Regions from separate parts of the Homo sapiens genome. Here region 2 is linked to region 1. A link is an interaction called in ENCODE POLR2A ChIA-PET data of the cell type or tissue named here. Cell type or tissue: Panc1. All regions are shown on one strand. Links, peaks and the distances in the headings refer to the core of each region. The heading gives the core; the rest is flanking DNA. Region 1 overlaps UBE2I (ubiquitin conjugating enzyme E2 I). Region 2 holds the start of MAPK8IP3-AS1 (MAPK8IP3 antisense RNA 1).

Region 1 (2,896 bases), core at 85-2,584:
GTGAGACTCCATCTCTAAATAAATAAATAAGGCACAGCCCGCATCGAGGAGTGGGAACTTGCCTTATTCGGCGGAGGGCATCCTGGAGGAAGGGCAGAGGCCCAGGGAAGGAAGAGCCCAAGCCACACGTGCTCGGTGGTTTTCTTGTGCCTGTTCCTATTTCTTCCTAAGAGCCGGATAAGCCGATCTCCTGGCAGGTGCAGAAGCCTTTGGACCAGGCTGGGCCAGAGACAGGCAGGGTGGATGGGACCAGTTGCCCCAGCCCCTTCCCACCCAATGGGCCAAAGCCAGGAGCCCCCACCCCAACTGGGCCCAATGGCTTCCTCAGACCAGGTGGTGCCTGGGGATCTCAGGCTGTGTCTCCTGAGCAGGTGCTTCAGGACACTCCCAGACCCAGAATCAGGGTCGGCTGGGGATGGATCCCAAACCCAGCACTCCCAGGCCCCTCCCTGCTGGAGCTGGCTCAAACCAGCTCCAGCCAGTCCGAATCAGTGCAAGGCCCTCCAACCTGGCAACTTGTCGTCATGGTAATCATGAGGAAGGCTTCCCATCAGCGGATCCCAGTGAGTGATGGCGGGGCCAGGCCTCAGGTCCAGGAAGGTGAGGCGACCTGGGGACCAGCAGCCTGGCCAGGAGCCTGCATTCCTGCGGGCAGCGGCCAGCATGGTGGCCAAGTCTCCTAGCCTCCTCCGGCCCAGCCAGACCCAGGTCCCAAGGGACCTGAGAGACGGAGGGCACCTGTGGCTAGCCCGACTGCCAAAGCCAAGGGAGGTCTCCCCCGGCGCCAGCTCAGGCCTGGCTAGCCCGTCCCGCAGGGGGCTGGGGTCCCTGCACCTGTGCACCAGACTCCTACCTGGTGGCTCCAGCCAGCCCTGGATGGGCCCTGTGAGGAGAGCTCTCTGGACACCTGGGGTCCCTGCTCCCCAAGGAGGTCCCCTGCCAGGGACAGCAAGAGCAGCCTTGAGTCCCAGGGAGGAGACCCGTAGAGCAGGCCAGGGAGGTGCAGGTGAAGAGACCCCGAGGCTGGCTAGAGGGGATGTCACCCGGAGGGGCTGACGTGGGGCTGGAAGCAGGACCAGAACAAAGCCCTGGGGGGTAGGGCTGGGCCTTGGGGTCGGGGGACGCCCTGTGGCCCCAGTGGGCTCCCACCCCCAAAGCCCAGGGGAGCCAGGGACAGGGCAGGAAAGGACACACCCGGCAGGCCGCAGTCTGTGCAAATGCTTTAATGGTGGATTCTTAGATACAGTGGTTAATCCATTGCCCACAATTCTTTACTAATTCCGAGGCACCTCATGCCGGGAACACACTTTCCCTTCCACTAAACAAAGGTGACCGCGTTTCAGAGCTCTCCTCTTACAAGGTTCACGTCCTTCGTTAGGCCGAGGACCGTGGTACTACAAAAGAACATTTCGTTAGCTGAAGTCACTACGATTGGCGAGAAACATCCGTTACTTCAGAATACGTTAACTACAAAATATATTGAATTTCCATATGTATTAACCATATACATGTGTAACTATTACTAAATGTAGTTCAGTCATTACAAAATAAGACATTCTGGGAGCGGGCTACAAATATTCAAACCAGCTGAATTCCCCAGGTAAGGCCCCGTGTTATAAACAAACCACAAACATCAGACGTCAGACCGAGAGCTCAGTGACTGCAGGGTGCGTAGCCGGAAAAGCCAACAAGGCACTGGCACCGCAGAGTCGCTGGAGGGGTGGTGGGGGGCACTGCCGGCTCGGGGGGCCTTTGGAAGTCACCTCTAACTTCGATTCCCAGCCAACAGCGGCTGGAGTCCCACACGGACCTGGAGGGTGCCGAGCTCCCCTTCCCAGGGCCCTGGACCGCCCTCCCTGCATTCTTTGCTCCTTTGGGGAGCCCCGCCCTGCCCTCTTGGGACCCTGCACTTGGGCCACGGGGACCCAGCTCCAGCCACCGGGGGGTGCCAGGGCAGCAGGGCCAGCTCCAGCCCCAAGGCTTGAAACGAAACTGAGGAGGGCCAAGCTCGCTAGGATGGGGAGACTGGGTTGGGAGCCAGAGGTTGGAGGGCTGGGAGCACCGGGCTGTGTCCCCCAGGGCTTCCCATCTCTGTCCACTGTGCCTTCCTGCTGGGAGGTGACCGGCACCCAACTTCCCAGCCAGGCCACTTCCTGCAGTGGCTCAGGCAGCCCCAAGAGGCCTGGCCGGCCCAACCTTTGCAGAGGGCTCAGCGTCAGGACGGCTGCTGAGGCGCACAGCCTCCCCAGGACAGACCACACTCAGGTGGCCTCAGGACGAAGAATTCCAGACACAGGCTGCCCAGGGCCCTCTACCTGGCGCTAAGGGTCGGGGAAGCCCTGGAGGGCCACGGCTGTGGGCTCTCCCAGAAAAAGCACCTGGCGTTTGCCACGGGTGGTAGCAAGGCTGCCTCCTGAGGACACAAGGGACAGACACCTGAGGTGGCACCCTATGCACAGCGCAGCTCCATCCCTGTGACCTGGCCACTGAAGAGGGGAACCCCCGCCAGCAGGCTGCCCGGATAGGAGTCCTCAGGCAGCCCCCAGCCCTGGTCTGGACCTGGCCTTGTGGCCCCCAAGACAGCTGGCACCGGTGCAGTTGCCAGGGTCTCGATGCCAATCCCGACCTATGCAGATCTTAGCTGCCCAGCGCTCTACAGCCCGCAGATGCGGGGAGCACAGAAACCTCAGCAGCACTTTGTACACAGCCCTGTTTACAAAGATCCAGGGCAAGACAGAGCCTCACAGCCTGCGTGCATCCGAAGCAGATGGAGAGCCTGGTCCTGGCCCGCGGTGGGGCTGCAGGTGGGTGGGGAGGGCCGGGCACTGGGAGGCCGCCTCCTCTCACTTTCAATGATAATAATGCAACCAAAACCTTTATATAAACAGTTTATTTA
Region 2 (2,896 bases), core at 195-2,694, 390 kb before region 1:
GAAACGCACCACACGGAGGAGAGGTCTTGAGGAAAGGCCCTGTCGCGTTTCACGTGGCACGCCCTGGATCTCTTGCCGTAACAGTGGCTCAAAAGAAAATGCACCAGAGTAATGATGCTGTGGGCTCTAAGGGTCTCCGCAAAGACGCACCCCCCTCATAAGCGGATTCTAGTCTCTGGGTTTCACTGCCAGCCTGCCCCAGAGCAGTGCTTGGCCCAACACCCTGCCAACGGGGTGAGCGGGCTTACAAACCGCTCATGCGTGAAGGTTACGTAAAAACAAGCCGCCCAGCTCCCCTGCAGGCAGGCGGATGGACAAACGGCACTGCTGGGACCCTGCTTGGCCATGGGGGAAGGACACACACAGCCTGGGTGAGTCCCCGAATCACTGTACCGAGTGGAAGATGTCAGAGGAAACCACGTACGCACTGCAGGAGGCCATTATGCAAAGCTCTAGAAGATGCAAATTAACCTACAGTGACTGAAGGCAGGTCAGTGGTTACCTGGGGACAGGTGGGGCAAGGAGGGGTCGGAGGGGGATTACATAGGACACAGGGAACTCTGGGGTCCGGGCGTCTACGCTGCTTGGACTGCAGGGATGGCTTCTGGTGTTTATACGTATTTCAAAACTCATCAAATTGTACTCTTTAAGTATGTACAGTTCAGTGTATGTCAATGATACTGCAATAAAATTGTTACCCACAGAAAGAAAACAAAAAGCAGCCCAAGGCGAAAAAGTCGATCCTGTGCCCTGAGCACAGGCAGTCCTGAGGTGCGAGCGGTTTCCCACCAGGCTCTTCTTGGCCTTTCGAGAACTTCAGCCCCTCTCTGCTGTTTCCTGTTGCTGGCATCCACTTTCCCATCTCACAATATTTTCTCCTGTCTGGTCTCCTGTATCTGAAACCCACTGCTACGGGATCTCCCCTCTTTCTGGAAAATGTTCATTAAACAGGAAACAAACCCACCCTTTAAGCATCTTCCTTTCTTGCATGAAGCTGAGTAACTCACCATCTGCCCTTGCTTCCAGGCAGCTCAGCTAGACTGCCCACAGCCACACTGTCCAGTATGGAAGCCCTGGCCACATGTTTACATTAATTAAAATAAAACACAGCCGGGCATGGTGGCACGAGCCTGTAGTCCCAGCTATTCGGGAGGCTGAGATGGGAGGATTGCTTCGGTCCAGAAGTTTGAGACCAGCCTGGGCAACGTGGCGAGACCTCATCTCCGAAACAAGTAAATACAACTAAAAATCCAGTTCCTCAGTTCCATGAGTCATGCCTAAAATGCTCAACGGCCCTATGTGGCCAGCAGCTACTGAAGTGGACAGCACCAAATACAACATTTCCATCATCCCAGAACGTTCTGTCAGAAAGGCTGCTCCAAAGAGACAGTCCTTGACCTTCCGGAACTGCACAGTTTGGTGAGATGTGTGCAGAGACAGAGGAAAGCCGGCTTCCCTTTATCCACACACACAGATGGCCAGCATCTCCGGGTGTGCCGAGAAAAGGAAACAACAGGCTCAGGCTGAATGAACCAAAGGGTGCCGGCCCCTTGTTGGCAGGGAGCAGCTTAACTTGCGGAAGCCGGGAGAGAGGCCTGGTGGGGGCCCAGCTCCCCAGGCAGGGGCGGCAGAGTGGGTGATGGGGGCTTCTCTGCAGGTGCACTGCGGAGGCAGACACCAGCGAATCCGGCAGAGACGGGAACTAGCCAGATAAACCCCGAGGGAGGGGTGGGGGCAGGTGGTCTAGGAGGCAGGAACTGCAGGTCTGCAGAATGGGGGGCAGCCAGAAGACCAGAGGCAGATGAGGCTGGTGAGAGGTGGGCCCAGTGGGGGGCCACCTGGGGAAGACAGCCTCACTCTGTCCACCCAGTGTCCTGGCCCACCTTGTCACTCAGATCCCCTCATGTTATCACCACCTGAGATGTCCAGTCTGCCCCAGGAGAGCAATCAGCTAATCCCCCTGCCTGGAATTCACCCTAGCACTCAGAGACCAGATATGCTTTGTGAGGGTTCTCTGGGCTGGCAAAGTGGCGGCGGTGGGAGTGGCCGGGAGACCCTGGGATGGTGGTGACTGGAAGCAGAAGGCAGCAAAGGAGATGAAAAGTGGGGACATTAAAGAACTCCTGAGGCTGGCCGGGCGCGATGGCTCATGCCTGTAATCCCAGCACTTTGGGAGGCCGAGATGGGTGGATCACGAGGTCAGCAGATCGAGACCATCCTGGCTAACACGGTGAAACCCCATCTCTACTAAAAATACAAAAAATTAGCCGGGCGTGTTGGCGGGCACCTGTAGTCTCAGCTACTCGGGAGGCTGAGGCAGAAGAATGGCATAAACCTGGGAGGTGGAGCTTGCAGTGAGCCGAGATTGCGCCACTGTACTCCAGCATGGGTGACAGAGCGAGACTCCATCTCAAAAAAGAAAAAAAAAAAAAAAAAAAAAGAACTCCTGAGGCCAAAAGAACACCAGGACCTAGTGGCGGCTAGATACTTGGGGTGACAAGGGGAGCTCGGGACCTCAGTTTTCTTTTTTTTTCTTTTTTTTTTTTTTTGAGACGGAGTCTCCCTCAATTGCCCAGGCTGGAGTGCAGTAGCGTTGCAATCTCGGCTCACTGCAAGCTCTACCTCCTGTGTTCAAGCGATTCTCCTGCTTCAGCCTTCCAAGTAGCTGGGAGTACAGGTGTGCATCACCATGCCCAGCTAATTTTTGTATTTTTAGTAGAGACGGGGTTTCACCATATTGGCCAGGCTGGTCTCGAACTCCTTACCTCATGATCCACCCGCCTCGGCCTTTCAAAGTGTTGGGATTACGGGCGTGAGCCACTGCGCCCAGCGTTGGGACCCCAACTTTCAACAGGGCAAAGGAAAACAAGTCCGGAGAGCCGGCACCCCATGCAGC

What was found. ChIA-PET counts read pairs that join two places held together with the same protein. Peaks named below come from ENCODE experiments on the same cell type or tissue, not always from the same donor. Only the 100,000 strongest peaks of a DNase experiment are listed, where the experiment ranks them.
Region 2: POLR2A ChIA-PET joins it to region 1 with 7 read pairs; 2 of 35 experiments call an interaction of 5 or more read pairs at or near these places.

The regions. Positions count from the first base shown.
Region 1 is chr16:1,325,330-1,328,225 of GRCh38, reverse strand. It overlaps UBE2I (ubiquitin conjugating enzyme E2 I), which reads right to left. Exons shown (of 7, transcript NM_003345.5): 7 at 1,209-2,896. Among named protein-coding and RNA genes, the nearest start is that of BAIAP3, 6.9 kb to the left of the region's middle. RefSeq lists an enhancer at 2,415-2,584. In Panc1, for the core only: no CTCF peak of the experiment used is centred there; no DNase peak of the experiment used is centred there.
Region 2 is chr16:1,711,596-1,714,491 of GRCh38, reverse strand. The region is part of intron 1 of MAPK8IP3 (mitogen-activated protein kinase 8 interacting protein 3); the gene reads right to left. It overlaps MAPK8IP3-AS1 (MAPK8IP3 antisense RNA 1), which reads left to right and starts at 301. Exons shown (of 2, transcript NR_184234.1): 1 at 301-490; 2 at 705-963. RefSeq lists an enhancer at 505-554. In Panc1, for the core only: no CTCF peak of the experiment used is centred there; no DNase peak of the experiment used is centred there; H3K27ac peaks cover 768 bases.